2 separate regions of the Mus musculus genome follow, and region 2 is linked to region 1. Evidence: chromatin loops called from intact Hi-C (ENCODE). Cell type or tissue: heart. All regions are shown on one strand.

Evidence for each region. Peaks named below come from ENCODE experiments on the same cell type or tissue, not always from the same donor. Only the 100,000 strongest peaks of a DNase experiment are listed, where the experiment ranks them.
Region 2: it touches region 1 in a loop (2.9-fold over the local background); 2 of 42 quality-filtered maps call a loop at or near these places.

What each region holds. Positions count from the first base shown.
Region 1 is chr10:119,238,728-119,241,227 of GRCm38, reverse strand. Cand1 (cullin associated and neddylation disassociated 1) reads left to right here and starts at 1,173. Exons shown (of 15, transcript NM_027994.1): 1 at 1,173-1,587. The coding sequence starts at 1,520. In heart, no CTCF peak of the experiment used is centred here; DNase peaks (open chromatin) are centred at 687 and 1,067; H3K4me3 peaks cover 2,500 bases; H3K27ac peaks cover 2,500 bases.
Region 2 is chr10:118,140,422-118,142,921 of GRCm38, reverse strand. It overlaps Mdm1 (transformed mouse 3T3 cell double minute 1), which reads right to left and starts at 1,135. Exons shown (of 14, transcript NM_148922.3): 1 at 960-1,135; 2 at 1-72. The coding sequence starts at 977. In heart, no CTCF peak of the experiment used is centred here; a DNase peak (open chromatin) is centred at 1,171; H3K4me3 peaks cover 1,757 bases; H3K27ac peaks cover 1,489 bases.

The sequences.
Region 1 (2,500 bases):
CATGTCACCTCTGATCTCTGGTGGTTGTGTTGGTGTATCCGAGCACATAGGAAAACTTAGATTTCATAACTAAGTGCACAGAAGCCGACTATTGAAAGATGTAGGCTCAGAGCACAATCTGCAATGATACTTCCCCACCACCTCCCCTATTTGCGACAGGTTTGCACTAGATACCCCTAACTGGCCTAGGATTCGATTTAGAGACCAAGCTAGCTTTTATACTTGAGACCCACAAGGCTCTCCTACACTTGCCTCTACTGATCAGGGATTAGAGGCGTGCACCATCCATGTTTGGCATTGGGAGAGAATCCTTACTAGGACCTAAATGGAACAGAAAAAAAGTGGCTCCGGGATGAATAAAAGGATTACGTCCAAACTGTGGCCCTGAGGCCTTTTAGCGGAGCAAAGATTAGTACTAAGGTTCGACTAGGCCCCTACCAAAACACTGAATTTTGCAAGGCGCTTGCCCAAAACAACATGAGGACGGGGGTGGGGGTGGGAGTGGGCGATGTTTTCAGGGAAACAGACACTTTAGAAACAGCACACGCCGATGGAAAGATTTTATTTAGCATAACCCGCGTTGCCTGCCTGCAAATCCCAGCATTCTCTCCGACCACGGGAACCAATAAAGAAACTCCAGGTTCAAAGAGCCAATCACGTCCTTCGTGTGTCCCCAATTGAATTGTGGGAGTCGTAGTTCTCACGTGGCAACCATACAGCATGGTTGTTAGGGGACAGTTTCGGCCACGCGTACCGTTCGGAAAGAGAGCTCATTTTTCCATTGCACCCCTTGGCCTCCAGGCCAGCTCTTAGCATCATCACCCACAAGCCCCACGCGCTTTCAAACGCATAGACCTTCCTTCTTAATGTCGCAGGGAGGAGCAAGGAGCGTTTGCAGAACTCCGGCCTTGGACGCTCACTGCCCGTCCTTTAACCGTCGCTTTAAGGTCTCGCGAGAAGAGCCCCTCGAGGCGTTGCCATTCCGCCCGAAAGGCGGCCCGTGCGAAGACAGACAGCCGGCCGGGCCAACGGGAGCGTCCCTGTAAACCGCGACTGCGCAGAGTGCGCCGGGCAGCCCCGGTGACCTCCGACCCCGCCTCCCCGCAGCGCCCTGCGTCGGCCGCCCCCGCCCTCCTAGCGAAGGAGGCGGGCTTTGGCCTCTTGCCCTAGGGAGCGAGTGCGGAGGGAGTGGGAGCGAGGCGGCCCGAACGCAAGTGTCTGGCTTCCCGGCGAGGCCCAAGCCGTCCGTCCCGCCGCCCATGAGCTCGGCGCCCCGCGAGCAGCGCCGTCGTTAGGCCGTCCCCGTCACTCACTCTCGGCCTCCCCTACCTCCCCCCCGGGGCAGCCATTCCCCTCCCCATCCCCGTCTGGCCGGGGACTGGACGTCGCGTCGGAGCGCCTTCCCCAGTCCGCGTCGCGGTGCGACCCTGGAAGCGGGCGCCGCCGCCAAGGAGAGGAGGAGCCCCGGCCGCGGGGCCCAGCAGCCACTGAGCCAGCAGGCGGGATCGAGGCCGGCAACATGGCGAGCGCTTCGTACCACATCTCCAACTTGCTGGAGAAAATGACATCCAGCGACAAGGACTTCAGGTGAGGCTGAAATCCGACCCTCGCCCCACCTCGGGGTGGGGGAGAGGTGGAGGGCGGCCGCCGCCCGGGCCTCGCGACAGGCCCTGCCCCACCCCTCGGTCCGGCGGGTCTCCAGCCACCCCCTCCCCCATCTCCCCGCTAGGCCGTTGTCCGCTCTGGCCGCCCGGGGCTGGTCCGCGTCCCGGCGTCCCTGGCGCATCCTTTGTCCACCCCCAGGGACGCGTCCCAGGTAGCGCCCGGGCCCGAAGGCACGGGCTGCGCGGGAGGGAAGGAGTTTTTCCCGGGCGGGCGGGTGGCCGGGCCTAGTCCCCGGCCCTCCCGAGGCGCCAGGCCATCCCGGCGCTGGGGGACAAGCTGCCGCTCTCCAGCCACTCAGCCGCCGCCTGGCTTTTTCCCGCGGATGGGAAATGGGTGCCACGATCAACTTTCTCCGAGGCCTTCGCTGATTGGATTGTATACTTTCTCTTTGGATCCTTCTCTTTGGCGAAGGTGGCCAGAAGGGGGAGGGGAGCCCGGCTTGGTGGGGGGGAAACTTGGCCTGCAGGGTTTTCCCGCCAGCATCCCTGTCACTTTTCTCCGGCCGAGTGAAAGCCACGCAGGATCTTGGGGTTTCGGTCTCACATCCCTATACAGAGTCATGGCCAGAGGGCTGGATTGCCAAGCAAACCAATCTTGAAAAGAGAGGCTGGTGAGCCATGAAGCTTAATCATAGAGTTGTGTTCTGCAAGACCTGGACCATTGGTTCTTAGTCCCGTGCATATCGAAGGTGTTATATTTTCACACAGTCGCCTCGTCTGTTTTTTTCATGCTACACTGATTGTTAACACACACACCACGCCTAATCCTTCACAAATAAGCCCTCTGTCAAAAGAAAAAAGGCTATTTTTTTGATACCTAAGTTTTCCTCTGTAAT
Region 2 (2,500 bases), 1.1 Mb after region 1:
CACTGAGGGATTATAAGACTCTGACAAATAGGACTTTTTCCACAGGAAGTTTCTCTGGTATTCACTCAGCCCCTATAATGAAAAGTGCAATTTGAGCACAGTGTAGTGAAGAGGTGTTTTAGCATCAGAAAGAAAAACAAAAACAAAAAAACCTCAACCTCTGAAGAGTGTTCTTGAAAGGCCCAAGAATGAGAATTAAACCCCAGTCAAGCTCCTTAATAATAGCTAATATTTACCCAGCCCTGGGCTAAGTAGCCCCTTAATCCTCACAACCACCCGAGCCAGACAAGCCGGAGTCCCTCAATGAGGCTGCGCTATAACTGGTTCTCTGATTCCAAAGTGTGGTAACAAACCTAAGTCCTCACTAGAGGTTTATCCTAAATTCATCGAGTGCATAATGTTATGGCTTTTAATAAAAGGCAATTAGAGAAAGACGTGTTCCCCTCCCACTCTGTCTGGCAAGCACTTTAGAATTAAAGAGTCCGGGATTACAGAAACACTGTGGCCACCTGTTGCGTGGAAAGGCGTTAGACACAGACAGCTATCTGGAACTGTGAGCAAAACCTAAAGCAAACGTGCAACTAGCAGGCTGCACACCTACCCACGCTCTCCTTTTACTGGGGCCCGCTTCCCAAGCGTTTAAAAGACCCGCGCGCTTTAAAGTTTTGCAGGAAAGGAGCTGAATGCTATCGGCAAGAGGAACCACAGGTGTCCTACACCGACAGCAGCCTTTCGTCCCACTGTCAAGGGCCCTCCTTCCGCCTCCGCTCCTGGCGACCCCAGACTGACGCCGTCAGGCCCCCATCGAACTCTCCCCACCCGCCCCTCCGCGCTGGGCCACCGGCCGGAGCATCCTCCGCCCCGCACAGGCTCCGGCCAGGAGGCTCGGTACGGCACAGGCGCGTCACGCACCCACCCCGCGGCGTCCCCGCCACCCGCCGCCCAGCCCCCGGCCTCACCTTGAAGCGCACCGGCATGTCGCCCTGCGCTGCGGAGCCTGCCCCGCCGACAGTTAACGGGAGCAAAAGCCCCGAGGGGGCGGGACGACGCGACAACACTGGTTCCCTAGCAAGATCCTGGACCCGGCGTCCCCGACGACGCGCCGGCGCACTCCGCGCCGCCCTCCCGCCCCGCCTCTCGGCCTTGCTCCGCCCATTTTGAGGCCTAAAGACCAATGGCAGCCCTCACCGTCATTACGATTAGACCAACCAGCACTCGTAAGGGCACGGCCCCGCTCCCTAATGGCGGGCGAAGAGCTGGCCAATGAGGATACCGGAGCTGCGGTGGGCGGAGCCCGCGGGAGCTTTGTTCAGGAGGCTGCAGGCAGAGTCCCCGCAGTGCGCGCACCGCAGCCTGTCTGTGTAGTGTGGCCGGGCTCGGCAAGAGCCTACCTCACTGGTTCCAGCTCCCTGACATCACAGAACGTGAAAGTGTGCCTGGCATTCCAGAATGCACGACAGAACCCACAGTCTCTTTGTCCATAAAGGAAATTGCCCCTAGAGTACCCGGCTGAAAAGAAGTTGCTAAGGAGAGAAGCGTTACACGAGCCTTGGGTCAAAAAGGATAGGTCCAAAAATACATACGACCTAGGATGATTCAAGTAAAGTTTATTAAGACCGCAAAGCCAACTCATCCTTTTTAAAAATAAAATTCCCTCTGTACACCAGGCTGGCCTGGAACTCAAAGATATCTACCTGGCTCTGTCTCCATAGTGCTGGGATTAAAGGCATGCACCACCAGTCCCAACATTGGGCAGGCAGAGCCAGGGAGATCTCTGCCTGGTCTACAGAGTGAGTTCCAGTATCGGGCTACACAGAAAAACTCGGTCTTGAAAGAATAAATAAAAATAAAATTCCATTTGACTTTTATAGGTTATTGCCCATCGTGAAACACTGCTAATTCTGAAAGTCCAGAAAAAAAATTACCCAGACATGCTAAATACATTATTTAGTCGATCATAATATACTATGTCCTGGGCTCGCTTTCCAAGTGAGAGGCATGAATGGGAAGTTTGAAGCAGAGTGGTCCCTGAGGGTAGAGATGATTAGAAGAGGCTCAGGGGTAATTTTCAGACTTGGCCTTGAAAATTACAACTGCAAGAAGAGGAAGATAAGATGATCAAGGCAGACATATGTCTGGAGAGAAGGTTGCCGGGGTTCTTCTAGGAATAATGAATTTACCTTTGTCCTGTGTTGGGATGTTCCCATCAACCCTTCCCAGTCCCTTCAAGTGCTTCCTGCAGACTCCTCTTCTTGGCTCCTAATTGATGTCTCCGATCTTCTTCATTATCATGGAGATAATTTAAAAATTCATTTGAAGAAGCCACCTGATATCTAAAACAGAGAGAATATTAAATAAGACCCTGTGCTGCCATGCATCCAGGAGACCTTTCGTTAATGTTAATCGGTGAGGACAGAACCCCAGTCCTGTGAATTAAAAATGACACAGGCAAGACACAGTGGAACATGAAATGAAACCCCCTGCAGGAAGCCAGCCAGGA